Regions from separate parts of the Mus musculus genome. Here region 2 is linked to region 1. The links are chromatin loops, found by intact Hi-C in ENCODE. Cell type or tissue: heart. All regions are shown on one strand.

The links. A loop is a pair of places that touch in the nucleus more often than their neighbours do. Peaks named below come from ENCODE experiments on the same cell type or tissue, not always from the same donor. Only the 100,000 strongest peaks of a DNase experiment are listed, where the experiment ranks them.
Region 2: it touches region 1 in a loop (8-fold over the local background); 4 of 42 quality-filtered maps call a loop at or near these places.

What each region holds. Positions count from the first base shown.
Region 1 is chr1:135,256,067-135,264,066 of GRCm38, forward strand. Elf3 (E74-like factor 3) reads right to left here and starts at 2,406. Exons shown (of 9, transcript NM_007921.3): 1 at 2,283-2,406; 2 at 1,549-1,716; 3 at 939-1,160; 4 at 713-808; 5 at 405-524; 6 at 168-257; 7 at 1-25. The coding sequence starts at 1,708. It overlaps Rnpep (arginyl aminopeptidase (aminopeptidase B)), which reads right to left. Exons shown (of 11, transcript NM_145417.3): 10 at 7,987-8,000; 11 at 6,633-7,063. The coding sequence ends at 6,905. In heart, CTCF peaks have their summits at 432 and 3,234 (motif pointing left); DNase peaks (open chromatin) are centred at 2,395 and 3,135; H3K4me3 peaks cover 1,331 bases; H3K27ac peaks cover 1,753 bases; H3K27me3 peaks cover 1,877 bases.
Region 2 is chr1:135,150,981-135,158,980 of GRCm38, forward strand. It overlaps Arl8a (ADP-ribosylation factor-like 8A), which reads left to right. Exons shown (of 7, transcript NM_026823.2): 2 at 1,491-1,571; 3 at 1,813-1,886; 4 at 3,196-3,289; 5 at 3,428-3,495; 6 at 3,733-3,803; 7 at 4,242-5,288. The coding sequence ends at 4,291. Among named protein-coding and RNA genes, the nearest start is that of Arl8a, 8.1 kb to the left of the region's middle. In heart, a CTCF peak has its summit at 3,591 (motif pointing right); DNase peaks (open chromatin) are centred at 3,621 and 5,501; H3K4me3 peaks cover 1,317 bases; H3K27ac peaks cover 1,230 bases; H3K27me3 peaks cover 2,591 bases.

The DNA.
Region 1 (8,000 bases):
CCCTTCTTATAGTCAGGAAAGCCATCTATGGGAAGGGGGTTGGAAGGTCAAGAGAAGGTAAGGGCAGGGTGTCAACAGGGAGCCTTGCTACAGAAACTGCAGCCATAGGGCAGAGGGGAGTGGCTAGACCCCATGGACAGGACCCCCAAGAACAGCCCTCAACTCACCTCTAGGGAAGACCTTGCTCTCGGTGAGGTCCAGGTCCACATCACTTCCACCGGAGTCAGAAGCATGGGAACTCTGGGGAGTAGCGGTCCCTAGGGGTGAAAAATACCACTTCAATGCCAGGGCCAGCCTACCCAGTCACTGCCTACCCAGACTTCAGATACTGAATGAGTATTCTAAGAACTCGATGCACTCTAGGGCACTTGGAGAAGGCAGGCTGTGGCAAGGGCAGGACTTACTTGCAGTGGAGACATCAGAGCTGCCGGGGGAGGGCGCTCCAGGGCCATAGGTACTGCAGTAGTAGGGACTGGCCTGGCGGCCATCATCCAGGAGTTCCTGGGCAAAAGGACTTCCCTGATCTGAGAAAAGAAGTTAAGAGCTTAGAGAGGCCCAGGATACCAGCAAGGACAGGCACGACCCTCCAGGGACCACAGAAATGACTATGGACTTATTTTCAAGTTGGGAGAGAATATCTCTAGCACTCTGGAGGAGTTACAGATGGGACAAGACAAGCTAGGGAGGAAAAAGGGAGAAAATGGGTTCTCACCAAAGGGGCCCGAGTCGCCTAGGCTCTCTTGGAAGGACATGCCATCCTTCTCCAGCAGCTCGATGATCCAGCTGAGTTCATCAGAAGAGTTGGAGGCTGGCGGAGGCAGGGAGGGAGAGCGTCACTGACCATGGTTCCGGCAGGGGCTCGATGGCTGCACCCTCCTGCCCAAGTCCCAGCCACCTCGCTCACTCTCTAGGCCCTGTGGCTCCCAGCCTAGACTTACTGAGGTCCCGAAGCTGGGCATGGAGCTGGTCTCCCAGAGGTCCAAAGACTAGCCGCAGCTCCTCCAGCGCACAGCTGCAGAGGGTGGCTCCGTCCATGTCGCAGCGGGAGAAGTCGATGGAGCTGGCGTCATACTTGTTCTTCTCCACTTGGTAGCTGATCCACTCCAGAACCTGGGTCTTCGACCAGAACTGGGGCCGCTCGCTAGTCCAGCTTGCCTTCTCTGCAAGGTGGAGTACAGCCAGAGGATCAGTCCTGTCCCTTTGGGATCTTGTCTGAGGTCCTACACAACCCGAGGAGGGGCGGAGAGGGACAGATACATATCCACAATCACAACATGGCTAGTTCTCAAGTTCATCCTCCCTTAATCTGTCACCACAGTTCTTATATTCCCACCACCTCAGCCACTACAGTCTTCTCGGGACTAGGAACACAGTCTAGCATAAATAAGGTCTTGTTTGGGTTCTTTCCCCAGTACTACACAAACATATGAATGAATAAATCCTCCCCAGCCACTAACTCCAGGATACCCTTCCTCCCTGTCCATTTATCATCTAAGAGCCTCTCAGATCATTGGTGTCCTGTCTGTAAAGATTTTACACAGCACTCACCTGGACCTTCCAGTGTCATCTGTTGGTTGTTCAGGGTCAACACCAAGTCTTCAGTGCCAAAGGTAGTCGGAGGAGCAGGAGCCAGGGTGGGGTCTTCTGAGCTGTACATGGCGTTGAAGTAGTTACTAAAAACGTTGCTGATCTCACAGGTGGCAGCCATGAGGGCCCCTGGGAAGAGGAGACAAGGTGGGGAGGGTACAGGTCAGGGTACACTTCCATTTCTGTCTGGCAAAGCCTGGGCAGCAACAGCCGAGAGGCAGGAAGTTCAGTGTTGCTGTAGACATTCTCTCTTCAACACCCCCCCCCTCCACCACACACACACAAACACACACACACCACCACCACCACCACCACCACCACCACCACCACCACCATCACCACCAAGAGCCAGCTACTTGGGGAAGCTGAGGTTGGATGCTCTCTTGAGCCTAGAAGGGTCAGGCCAGCTGGCGCCAAACTGGGAAATTCGGCTCCGAAAAATAAAAATAATCTCAAAGCGGGTGGGACCATGATACAAATTCTTCTGGGGCTCTCTCCACAAATCACGTGGGCTCCTGAACCAAAGAAGCCACCCTGTCCCTCCAAGACACCGATCTGGTCTCTGACCAGTCCCAGAATACACCCACAGTAGCCCCAACACTCCAGCTAGGAACCTCCAAGCCTGAGTGATTAAGTTCAGAACTGTAAATCCACTGGACGGTTCCTGAAGCCAGAGTTAGGGAATGTGACCGTACCGAGGTGTGTCAGGGTTCGGTGTGGCAGGCGGGTGAGCAGGCTTCTGAGGCCACAGGAAGGGAAGAAATCTAAGCGGTCGAAGGCTCCGCAGGTAGCAGTGATGAGTGTGGCCAGGGCGCTGCCCCCACCCGCTCTAAATAGAGCAAAGCAGGAGCTCCTCCCCTCCAGGTCTTCGGCGTACGTCCCCGGTTGTAACCTGAGCTGGTGGCTCATTGGATGCTGGGGATTTCCTGGCCTTCAGACTGGGCTCCCTGTCCCAGGTGATTTGCATATTCCGTGCCACTTGGCCCAGATCCTAGCAGGCGGTGCTGGGAAATCAGGCCTGGCTGGTTTAATGATTGTCAGAATCTGTCATTCCGCACCCTCTGGGGTTGGGCCCTGGGTACTGAACTGGGCAGGTGGCGGGAACATTGCAGGGGTGGGCATCTGTGCCTTAGGCTGCCCTCTGGCCCTGGAAATTCTTCCTGGGGGCCTGGCCAGGGCTGAACTGGGGAGGAGAAAGCAAGGCAAGGAATCTGAACCGGTGGCTGGGTCAAGACTGATGCTTCCAACTGTCTAGAGGTCTAGAGACAAGAAGGGCCTGGTGAAAGTTACCGAGGCTAAGGGGTTTCCTCCACAACACCCAGAAGCTGGGATTCTGAAAGCGGCTAGGCAACACACTGGGCAACATTCACGGTCCAGTGGTGGTTTGGGTCTGATAGTCTGTCTAGTCAGCTACAGAGACCATTTGCTGGCACTTTGCCTGTCTGGAGCCCACCCAAACGCGATGGTTGCTGAAGCGGTAGAGATCAGACACTACTTCAAGTCTTCCCTTGGTGCCTGTGGCGCTCTCCTCGCCTAGGGTCGGCTGGCGGTGCTGTTTGGTTTATCCGCGAGTCTGGTCTGCTCCTGATTACCCTTCTCTCCGCCCACTCCATTAGTATCTGCCTGCTGCCCTCTAGTGGTCAGAAGCCCAACATTTGAGTCATTACAAAGACAAACAGGATGCACATGTTAATTTACTGTTTACCGGGGCCCTTAAAAAACAAAAACAAATTGGGGTGGAGGAGGGCAGCGCACATCTTTAATCCCAGCACTCCTGAAGTAGAGGTAGAAGGATTTCTGAGTTCGAGGCCAGCCTTGTCTACAGAGTGAGTTCCAGGACAGCCAGGGCTACACAGAGAAACTCTGTCTTGAAAAACTAAAACTACAGAACAAAATCCCTCTGGAGATGCAGGAAATTGAACCCAGAGCTTCTTATGCAAGCATTCTACAAATGGGTTCTAGTCCCAGGATTCTGTTCATTTTTGAAACTTTGTCTAGCTACATATACCAGGCTGGCCTCAAACTCAAGAGACAGGCTCTAGAGATGGGTTAAAGGGTAACTACCCAGACCAACACCAGAAACCTTTTTAATATAACTATCCTCATCCAAAAACATCCAATAAGCAATGTGGGGCTGCTGAGATAGCTCAGTGGATAAGGATACCTGCTGCTAAGGATGCTATGGATGGACCCGTGTTCCATCCATACATGATAAAAGGAGAAAACTGACTCCTGTAATGTGGTACTCTGACCTTTATGTGCAAGTGTACACACACATACACACTAAACAAACAAGATATACACACACACACACACATATACACACACACATGTTTGCATCTTTTTTGAGACATGGTCTTTACATAGTTCTAGCTATCCTGGGACTTACTATGTGGCTAGCCTCCAACTCAGAACTCTACCTACCTCTGCCTCCCCAGTACTGGGATTAAAGGCACGCCCACTATGCCTGGCTGTAAGCATGGTTTTAAAAATATTTTTAAAAAGCACTGTTGGACACATGTGGAGATGCATCCCTTTAATCTCTCAACTCCCAAGGCAAGTGGACCTCTGCGAGCTGAAGGCCAAGCCTGGACTACATAGTGAGTTCTAGGTTATCAAGGGCTACATAGTAGTGAGACTCTTTCAAAAGAGAGAGAGAGAGAGAGAGTGAGAGAGAGAGAGAGAGAGAGAGAGAGAGAGAAGAAAAGAAATGATATATAGTTGTTGTCTTGATAAGTGGTTTGTTCAGGCTACCAAATTTGGAAAGTGACAAGCAGTTGTTGGTGCCTTTTCCCTCTGGCTACAACCATCCCACTCAGGGAATTTTTAAAGGGATATAGTAAGTGAGAATTCCAGTCACTTACCCTGGAATGTGGGAGTACAGCTGGTAGAGCGATTATTGCCTAGCAAAAGATATGCATGTGTCTGGAATTCCAGCGCTCAGGGTCAGTCAGTCTCAGCTACATTTGAGTTTGGGGCTATCTTAGGCTACAGTAGATTGTCTCAAAAGCAAAACCATAAAATTAGCAAAGAATCGAGGGTGTGGGACTCGATAAGCCATTAGATGTCTTGCGGCTCCAACTGGTTTGTTTTGCGTTGCCTGAGGAGATAGCTTCGGAGGCTATATGAATTGAGTAAGTTCTCTACACTGAACTGTCAGCATTTCCTGCATCTACGTTATAAGATCTGTGTCTTCTCCTCTCTCCACCCCATTTACAGACACACGACCCCCAGGTAGACCTCAAACGAAAGGAGATTCCTTTCTCTTCTAGGTACCCCATTGTCCCAGGACACAATCTGCCCACCCCCATAGGCTCCACTCTTCATCTTCAGAACGACAGGCTCCTTTCCTCTAGGTCAGGGCTGCTGGAAAACCAAGGGCTCTGGGTAGGATTTTCTCTGGCCCTTCAGGGGACCTCCTCCAAGCAGCCTGAGGCAGACACACCCTCTACCCAGTCACTTACCCTGGAATGTGGGAGAACCAGCTTTTAGCCTCTTGGCTACTCACGTGCTCCTTCCCCTAAGAACACCTGGTTGGGTCTCCAGAGCAAAGAGGAAGAAGACCACAAAGAGTCCATCAGCTAGCTCCCTTGCCTTCACGGGGCTTCCGCTCAGGAGAGGCAAAGCTGCAGAAATCTTAGAGCTAGCGCATCCCCCTGAGTATTGATTCCGTCCACAGTCAAATGGAGGAGAAAAGTGAGAAAGAATTGGGTGAGGTCAGTGCCTTGGAAGGATCCAAGACTATGATGGGAGCAGCTGCGGAGCGATAGCCTGCCTATGCATGTGCTGAGCATGGCGCATGGCGGGGGAGCCTGATGCTTTTCCTCTTTAATCCTCAGTAGCACAGCTTCAACCCCAGTCCTGTAAAAGCACAAGCAGACCCAATAGGATTCCAGCAGAACCAAGACAGCTGGTGAAACAGGACACGTAACTCCCATGCTATAAACCGTGAGTGGAAGTTCACCAGTGGTGGCGCACGCCTTTAGTCCCAGCACTCAGTAGGCAGAGGCAGGCAGATCTCTTGAGTTCGAGGCTAGACTGGTCTACACAGCTAGTTCCAAGACAGCCAGGGATACACAGAGAAGCTATCTCAAAAAACAAAATATTGACAGGTCTCAGGACTGACAGGATAAGTGTGAAGGCAAGGGAAGGAAGGGGCCATGGGACAGTCCTGAGAAAGATCAGCTGTGAAGTCGGCTATGAATGTCAGCTCTCCCCCCCCCCCCTGCACTTCTGGGCCCTCTTTGGCCTGTAGCTCACAGCTGCCTCTGTTGGTGAGGCAGAGGCATCGTCATGCTTCCCACCTGTCAGAGATGGAACCTCAGCTTTGTCTCCACCTTTGTGTAGGGACAGGTGAAGCCAGATGGGGACCAGCTCAAAGTCCCCTGTGTTTAGGAAAGACAACTTAAACTTATCTTAGCACGCTCTCTTGTCATTCCCATTCTCAAACCAAGATGATGACTGCTTCCACCTCCGTGTAGAACCAGGAAATCAGAGTTCAGCTATAGTCACTCAGCAGACTCTGCCAGTCCCGACCCATTACCACAGTTAGGGAGGATCTGGGGCAGGGGAGGCCTAGCAAAGCCCCAGGGGTCTGAGGGGGGACAGAGGAAGAGGAGAACACCCTCGTGTGGGCAGGCAACCGTGCACATATGACACAGAGGGTCGCCAGCAGGATAAAGTCAACGGTGACTGGCTCCTGCATATAACCCCAGCACTCAGGAGGCAGAAGGATCACCACAGGTCTGAGCCTGGTTCACATAGTGAATTCCAGGCCAGAAAGGACTGCATAATGAGTTTCACAAAACCACAAAAACCCAGGGCTGGTGAGATGGCCTCCGGGTAAGAATACTTGCCACTAAGCTGGTGACCCAGGCTTGATCTCTGGAACCCACCTAGTGGTACAAGAGAAGCAACTTCCACAAGTTGTCTTCTGACCTCCACGTGTGCATCACAACACACACACACACACACACACACACACACACACACACACACACACACACCATTTCTTAAACATAAATAACAATAAATGAGTCATTCTATAACTCCAACTTATCTACTTCTTGCTTAAAAACATTTATTTAAAGTGAAAAAGAATGACATTTTACTCTCTGCAGCCTGGGCTAGGGGGAGCATGGGAGGCCTCCTAGGACTCTCAGGACTCTCTAGACCAGAAGCCGCCACCAGGGCAGAGACCCAAACCCAAAGAACAGAAGCTCCGGGGCACTGGAGTGAGAACATGAATTTGGGAAGGAGCAGTTCTTCAGGAAGCCTGTGAAGCCTTTCTGAGGCAGGGACCACCCAGGCGAAGCCTCTAACTGTCCTTGGGCGCCAGGATCTGCTGGACATAGTTGACGACGTTGCTGTGGAGCTGGGAAGCAGTGGCGGCAAAGGTGTCCTTGGCCAGGGTCCGGGCCATCTCACTGCCACCCATCATGGCGTGGTACAGAGGCAGAGTGTACTTCTGCTTTCCCTGTAAGAAACAGACACCCGTCCTCAGTAGCTTACTCAGTGGGTCTACCCAGCCCCTCCTCCTCCAACTGCAGCCATGGTCTGAGGACAAGAAGGGTGTGGGGATCAGAGCAGGGAATGAAGTGCTTCCCGTGAGAAGGACTGATTTTGGCATCTTCTAGGGTGTGGAGGACGGTCCTGGGGGAATAAGTTAAGTGTGAACCTCCAATCACGGTAGCGAGGGACCATCTACGAGTACAAATGGCGGTTGACAGAATGGGACTACAAACTTTTGGAAAGTTGGAGGCAGTCAGTCACCAAAACAATGACAGCCAAAACCCAGGGCCATGTAAGGTCCATCCGCCTGCAATTAAGCCAAAATTCACATCACTGTGAGGCAGCTGCAGGGCAAGCTTGGGAGCTCCAGAGGCTTGGCCACGGGCCAGAGGGGTCAAAGGCCCCTCCCACAGATCTCCCTTTCCCTCTCCACACAGACTCCACGACAGACAGAAGAAGCTGTCGTGGCTTTGGATCCACTTGGTTCCTCCTTGCTGTGGGTTTGAGGATGCCCAGTGCATCGGAGAGCCTTTCACTCTCACAGGCATCTGCTGGCACAAGAACCTTGCCCTTCACTCCCCGCCTTTGTTCTTTGGCATGACCAGTCCTCATATTACCCATTGCTCTCTTCCTGCTTCTGGTTAGCTCTAACTAGCTTCATCCCTTAGGTTTCACCAAAAACCCGATGTCCAAAAACCTGCAACTTTCTCTTCCCGCAGGATGAAGCTCCCGGGAGTTACACCAGCACCAGCCTGATTAGGAGGGTCCCTCAGAAGCCAGACCCACTTCCTCTGAAGCACAGACCCACGTGGCTCTCCCGCCGGAAGACTTCAGGTATGATAATGGAGGTCCCCAGCCTTTGAGGGGACCAGGGATGTAACTACCCACCTGGCTCTGCAGGA
Region 2 (8,000 bases), 110 kb before region 1:
TATTTTATTTTATTTTATTTTATTTTATTTTATTTTTTGGTTTTTGAGATCAAATTTCATATAACCCAGGCTGACCTCAAACTTACTATTTAGCTGAGGCTGACCTTGAACTCTTAATTCTTCCCCCTCCACCTGAATTCGGGGGTTTTAGGAACCCTGCAGAACATTGCTATGCCATCTCCATGAGGAGCTGTGAGGCAGGCCCTGGACCCACCCCTGTGGATGACTGTACATCCAGGGGGCTCAGAGGACTTTCAAAATCCAGCTGCAGTTCTCAGATGAGGATTCCCTGCTATTCCTTGTCACTGGGCATTGGGCCTTCAGAGGCAGGGGAGTGGCTCGCTCATCTGGTACACCTGGAGCACGTCACTGAGGCTTCCAGGCACTGACTGAGAACTGATCATCTCCTGCTCTTTGTCTAGTGGTCAGAGCCCCTGGTCTCTGTATGGGACTCAAGCAAAGTAGTCTACTACCTGGTAGGAGACAAAAAGCTGTGGTACAGGCACACGATCATCACCCTCAGCTTCCAGGTACATCAACCCTCTCCTGTGTGGCCTCCATCTGTCTCTCCTGCTCCCACCTGTGACCGTGACGGGAAGGTGACCTGGGAGGAGTTAGGGCTGGCCTTATTTGAAGCCTGTGTCTACTTTAGATTAACCCAGAGATTTCAAACACAATGAATGCAGGGAGAGAAAAATACCAGACATTGAAAGGAATTATGGGAGCTGGAATTATTCTCAGCTCATTCTGTAAACATTAACACTGTTACTCTAGACCTGGCTCCTCTCCCCCAGAAAGCTCTCAGCCCAGAGAGGAGACACACATGTAGGTAAATAATAGGCTGTGGATTATCCATGGTAGAGGATAACAGATGAATACTAATATGTGTTGCATTTTGTGGGTGGTGAATTTAGTCCCAACCCACCTATTCAGACATAGTCTATTTATGTAGCCAAGGCTGTCCTAGATCTCCCTATGTAGACCAGGATGGCCTCACAGAGATCCACCTGCCTCTGCCTCCCAAGTGCTGGGATTAAGGGTGTGCGCCACCACTGCCCGGCTCCTCATTTTTAAAAAACATTTTACTACTACTTTGATAATCTCTGCTTTCCTGGCCATGTCTCTTGTGGTGAGCCTCTTTTCCTGAGAAGTAATGTATTCTAACTCAACTGGAGACTAAGTAAAGGGGCTTCTTTTAACAAGAACTGTAGGTTAGACCTTGGGAATAGCTTTCTCCCTGTCTAGACTGAGAGACCCTGAGATTACCTAAGGGCTAGCTAGTGACCTCTTCCCCATAGACCTCCAGATGTGGACGGCATGTAAGTTGATGACATCCATGCTCCCTGAAAGCAGAAGACATTCAAGAGGAAATCTGAGGTCACCTAAAAGTCGCCCTGCAACCTCTTGCTCTGGACCCACCAGGGAGGGCCATCACATCTGGGTCCTGACAATGTTTGCATCTTTTCCAATCCTGGCTCTCTTCTCTCTAGTCAGGACAGTTCAATGAGGACATGATCCCCACTGTGGGTTTCAACATGCGAAAAATCACCAAAGGGAATGTGACCATCAAGGTGAGGGAGGGCGACAGCGGCACCTGGGAAGTGCCAGCCAGGGGAGGGGAGGGTGGCAACCGGCTGGGCTGCTGGAGGACTGGGGAAAGGGAGCTGAAGATAGGCACTGTAGACGTAGGAGGGGGAAGGAGCTGTGACCTTAGGGTGGGGGGAGACTGCAGAAGGGAAGCTAAGAACCCAATGGCTTTCAGTTGTCTGCCTGCTCCTGAGGCCACCTTCTCCCTATCCTCTTCTCTCTCAGCTCTGGGACATTGGGGGGCAGCCCCGTTTCCGAAGCATGTGGGAACGCTACTGCAGAGGAGTGAGCGCCATTGTGTAAGTAGGGTCTCCCCACCCTCCCGCCTGCAAGCCATCAGGCCTGATGCAGAACCACACACATGGTCCCTGTTAATGCCTGCTGCCTGGACGTGGCCTGCTTTTATTATTTTGCATACTGTTTATTTGAATATATATATATTTTTAAAAAAGAATTTATATTTTTTTAAAAAAGAAAATTGTAATATATATACAGATCTGATCAGCCAGCCTACAGTGTCTCTCCCAATCCAAATCACCATGTCTTGAATTTTGGGTAGTTTAAGTGACTCCTTCCTTTGCCTGTTAATTTTATCCAGACAAGGGATGTAACTTGGTCTGAAAGCTCTAGCATATATAAGGCTCTGGGTTCAACTCCAGTCTCACACACACTCTGGATTCAACTCCAGCCCCCCTCCCCCCACCTCACATACACACACAAATAAAAAAAAGTATGCCCAGTTTAGTTTTCTTAATAGAATAAACAGTGTTTTGTCTTTTTGTTTTTTGAGACAGGATCTAACTATGTAGACCCGTCTGGCCTGGATCTCACTATATAGAAAGACCATGCTGCCCTCTAACTCATAGACTTCCCCCTCTCACGTGCTAGGATTAAATGCATGCATACCATTCCCAGTTTAAACTTTTTTTTTTTTTTGGTATATTTTGTTTTGTTTTGTTTTTCAGACAGGGTTCTTCTGTGTGGTCTTGGCTGTCTTGGAACTCGCTCTGTAGACCAGGCTGGCCTTGAACTCACAAGAGATCTACCTGTCTCTGCCTCCTGATCAGCTTAAACCTGAGTTTTTATACAAGCATTGTAGCCAGGTGGTGGTAGCTGGCACATGCCTTTAATCCCAGCACGCAGGTGGCAGAGGTAGGCTGATCTCTTGAGTTGGTGGCTAGCCTGATCTACATAGTTCCAGGACAGCCAGGGCTACACAGAGAAAAAAAACCCTGTCTCAAAAAAAAAAAAAAGAAAAGAAAAGAAAAAAGGAAGGAAGGAAAGAAAGAAAGAAAAAGAAAATAGCATTGTACCCTGTCCCTTGGTAGGGAGGCCTTTCCTTTTCTACTCTGGTCCTATCTAGGCTTTCCATGAAAATGTAAATGGGTCACTTTGGGCCCGACTCACAGCTAATCCTACAGGCTCCAGTTCCACAGAGGACTGAGCCTGCAGTGCTTCACACCTATGTTTGGGAAAGTGTTCTCTGAGTCAGACCAGGGTAGTCCATTTCTCCAGAGGCGACCAGGCTGGAACTGGAGGCCTTCTTCCCCTCAGCAGCTCCTCTTCCTGTGTGCCTCAACCCACGGTATCCCTCACTGCCTTCCCCAGGTATATGGTGGATGCTGCGGATCAGGAGAAGATCGAGGCCTCCAAGAATGAGCTCCACAACCTGCTAGACAAGCCACAGCTACAAGGCATCCCGGTCAGCTGGAGATGGAGCGGGTGGGAGAGGGAGCTGATCAGAAATCACGGGGCGGGGGCGGGGGAGGGGGGGAGCGCCGTACAGCCGAGGTACCCAGGTATCCTTGCTCTAACTCTCCCCGGCTTGCTTCCTGTATAGGTCTTAGTCCTTGGTAACAAGCGAGACCTCGCCGGAGCGCTAGATGAGAAGGAGCTAATCGAGAAAATGTGAGCTGAGTGGCCTTTCTTTGTGTGCTTCAGCTCCCCCAAATTCCCCAGCTGCCGAAGGCTTCTGGGCTGGGCTTGTTGCTGTTCTTGGTGTTTACCACATGGTGGCAGCAGAACGTATCTTTCCCAGAAGCCTCGCCCTCCTCTTGTAGACCTTTTACTGAGAAAAACACCCTGCCCTTCCCTGGTCCCTTAACTGCTCCAGCATCCGCTGACTCCTCTCTGGTCTTCCCGCAGGAACCTGTCTGCTATCCAGGACCGAGAGATCTGCTGCTACTCCATATCCTGCAAAGAGAAGGACAACATAGGTGCGTGGCTTGGGGAAGTTGCTGGCACTCTGCCAGGAGTGGCTGGGCTGAAGGGAAAGATACTTCTGATGCGGTATCTGGGAAGTCCATACCGAGCCACTTTGTCCTTGGGTGCAGCAGGCAGCTAGGAGGCCCCAGTTCTGGGTGTTACCCTAGCCCTGCCCCCTCTTCCACTTCTGAGATTGGTTAGAGCAGGTATTCCAGTCCCTTCTTTGCTAGCTGTGGCTTTGTGTCTTTTATATCACTAGCTTGGAGCTTTTGGTGCGGGGGGTGGGGGTGGGGGGGGGTGGAGCTGGGGGTGGGGGGTGGGGGGGGGTGGGGTCACAGCTCTAAGCTTGATCCAGGCTGCCATTGCAGGAACCTGGCTTAACTGTTCATACCTCCCAGGCCCTTCTCACACAGGGAGGCCTTACAACTTTCTCTCTTGTCTCCCCTCAGACATCACCCTACAGTGGCTTATTCAACACTCAAAGTCACGGAGAAGCTGAGACTGTGGCTCTTCTTCTGACTAGGGACCACAGTCACCTAACCTGAAGCCGAGCTCCCCGCCCACCCTGTTGTCTCTCCCTAAGCCCACTCCTCCTCACCCAGTGTGGGGAGGGCCCTCTGGGGCTCCTAGAGCCCTATTCTGCTGAGGTTTCAACTCCTGTTTTTATTGTAAAATAATTGCCCTCTCCCCAAGTCTGGTCCCCTAACCTCTCTCCCTTGCTCTCTTTTTCCCTTCAGCTACCCCACTCCCCTCCCTGTCAACAGCCCTGGCCCCGCAAGCCCTCTCCTCACTCTCTGCCCCACCCTCCTCTTCCCCTTTCAACACTCTGTTATTGTCCTGTGTGTACAGTATATATATGTATATATATTTTAATTTTTTAATTTAAGCAAAGACTAAGATCAACCATTTGATGCTGCAGGGGCCAATCGGGACCTGGGAGGGGCAAACTGGAAAGGCAGAGAGAGATGCAGGGTCGATGTGGGGCAAGTTCATATGCAGAAGAGGGGAGACTGCCACATAGGGCAGTGGTTGTCCCCATGTCCTGTAAAGTATCTCTGTCTCCCAGTGGAGGACCTGAATTTGAAGGCCAGCAGGAGCCTCCTTTTCTGTCCCCAGCCTTGATAGGGCCACCAGGTACAACCAGGTCTAAGAGGGAGGACCAGGGTCCATGTCGTCCCAGCAACCCCCACTGTCACTGTTCCTGGCCCCAGGTCCTGCCCCTACCCAGGGTCCCCACCTCCACGGCCCATCTCATTTTCTGTTCTCATTTCACAGAGTTGTACAAGGAGAGAACTCAGCATGGGAGGGTTGGTTCTTTGGTTTTGTTTGTTTGTTTGTTTGTTTGTTTAATTTAATAATTTGTAAAGTGATGTTCCTCTTCCTTTTTACAGTTTTCAGCTCATATTTAACCTCTGTTTGGAAAACGATCCTTGTAACTGTACATTTTTTTTTTTGCCTCCTAATAATGACAACAATAAATTACCAATTTTGTGTTGGGGGGTGTGTATGGTGCTGGTTGTTTCCCACAGATATCACCGACCAGCGGACCCACAGGGGCATGAGCACCACTACACATCATACACAGGGATGACCACAGGGTGCCACACCTACAGGGAACACATACTCACGCTCTCTGGAAACACAGTGGCCTATCACGTGTGCTCACACTGGGACAGCAGCCCACACGTGTTTCTGGGCCCTGCTTGTTGTCTGCTTCTCACTCCTGTACGCTGACAGCTGCCAAGTGGCACTAAGCAGGTCTGTTAGAGGAGCTGCCCAGACCTGGGCCTTTCATGTGGCATTCAAACTGAATTGCTCTCCATCATAAACACTTAAGCTCATGGCCCCCTCTCAGTCTACACCTGCTTGTTCCCATATAGCCAGAGTGGAGCCAGAACAGAACTCTGCATCCTCTCATCACACTCAGTGCCCACCAAGAAGAAATCAAATGTCCTCAGGGGTATACTGGGCCTGCAGAGTCTTCCTTTGTCATCCTTGCTGTCCATGCTATTGGTCTCTTGGAAAGGACCCAACCAGGGCTGGAGAGATGGCTCAGCCGTTAAAGGCTAGGCTCACAACCAAAAATCTAAGAAAAGGACCCAACCATTTGTTAACTCGATGGATAGAATTCCTACCCTGCCTGTCTAGCTGGAGCTCACAGCCTCAGTTCTTGTGGGCCCTCCTTGATCCAATGTGAATCCAACCACAGCTAGTTTTATACTGACCCTCGATCTCTTGGGTCCCCCTCCCCCACTCCCTGTTCTGCCTCCCCTTTGCCTGGAAATAGAGACTGGAATGTTCCGTGTAGAATAAGCAATCTCTTCACCCTGCATCTGCAGTAAGAAACAGCCACATCTGTCCTTGGTTTGTGAGAGGATTTGGGTGAGGCCACTACTCAGCCGTGAATATATCCAGCCTGGAAGAGGATCTCTTATTGCTGGGGGGATTTGAAGACAGGGTCTGGAGATTTAGCTCATTGACAGAGCGCTGATGGAGCATACAATAGACCAGGCCCTGGCTTCCATTGACTGCATGGGGGAAAAAGATTTGAGGAAAAACTGGATGGTGTTTGCTGCTTCTCAGGAGCTTTCCAACCCCTTACAAGGATAAGATGCACCCCCTAGGGGCTGGAGAGATGGCTCAGTGGTTAAGAGCACTGATGCTTTTCCAGAGGTCCTGAGTTCAATTCCTAGCAACCACATGGTGGCTCACAACTGTCTGTAACAGGATCCAATACCCTCTTTGGTGTGTCTGAAGACAGCAACAATGTACTCACATATATAAAATAAATCTTTAAAAAAAAAAAAAATGTGACCCTTAGTTGGGAAGGAGGATGGGCCCAGGCTCTGTCTTTTGCCTTGCCTGCTTCAAGGAAGTCGCTGTGCTTCTATGCCTATATCTGGAGAGGACCATTGTTCTCAGCCATTGAGGATGTTGCAGCACTGAGCTGCCGCTTGGGTCCTGTGTTCTCCAGATGCGATTTGATGATGAGCCTGTTATCACTGCATGCAAAATCAGTACCCTGCACAGTGAATTCATACAACAGGCATGCAGCGGGGGCTAAACAACCTGTTCTTGGATAGGGAATAAACTATGGATAGTATGCATATAAACCTACATGTATAAACAACATCATGGTTGGGTCCTCTGAGGGCAAAAGTAGATGAGTTAATATCTGGCCAAGGGGCTGGAGAGGTGGCTCAGAGCATGTACTGCTCTTCCAGAGGACACAGGTTTGGCTCCTAGGACATGTGTCAGGTGACTTCTGACCTATGTGGGTACTGTGTCCATGTGCACATACTCCACACACATACACATGATTAAAAATGGTAAAAAAAAAAAAAAAAAAAAAAAGTAGTTTAAAAGCAAGTCTAAGCCGGGCGGTGGTGGCACATGCCTTTAATCCCAGCACTTGGGAGGCAGAAGCAGGCGGATTTCTGAGTTCGAGGCCAGCCTGGTCTACAAAGTGAGTTCCAGGACAGCCAGGGCTATACAGAGAAACTCTATCTCGAAAAAACAAAAACAAAAAAGCAAGTCTATTCCATATTGCTAGAGATTTGAATCCCAAAAGGCACTGAACTTTGCCAGATGCTTAGAACACCATCCTCTTCCTCTTTAACAATGGGCATGGGTCCCAGAGCTTGGAGCACACTCGGCAAGGAGTCTACCCCTGGGCTCCAGCTCCAGCATATGATGCATCTGGCCTCATTTAATGACCATAGGCCTCTGTGAAGGAGAGATCGTTCCGGTTTCCAGAGTGAGAAGCTGAGACTGAGGTTGAAGCAGGTATACTCAGGGCCCAGGGTGACGGGTGGAGCCGAGACAGAACAAAGATAACCCGTGGGGAATGTCAGGGGATGCCTCTCCCCTGGCATCGGGCTCCGAGGACTGTGGATGTCATCATCTTTTTCCTGAGCATCCCAGCTCAAAGCCACTGCCCACCCTTGAGCAACAACCCCTCCCCCTGAAGCCTGGGACCCCTGAACAACAAATCCCACATTGTTCCTTGGCTGGCTCAGGCTGGAGGGATAGTGGCTCTTTCCCAAGACTGGCTGGACTGCTGACTAGCTTTGCAAGCCATTCACGTTGGCAGGCTTGGAAGGTGGCAACGGGGTAGGGTCTAAGAGCCACCATCTCCCGCCTCCCCCCTCCCATTCCCCTTCAGCTCTGGGCCAGCCAGCAGGCAAGAGGGAGGTCCAGAGTGTGCC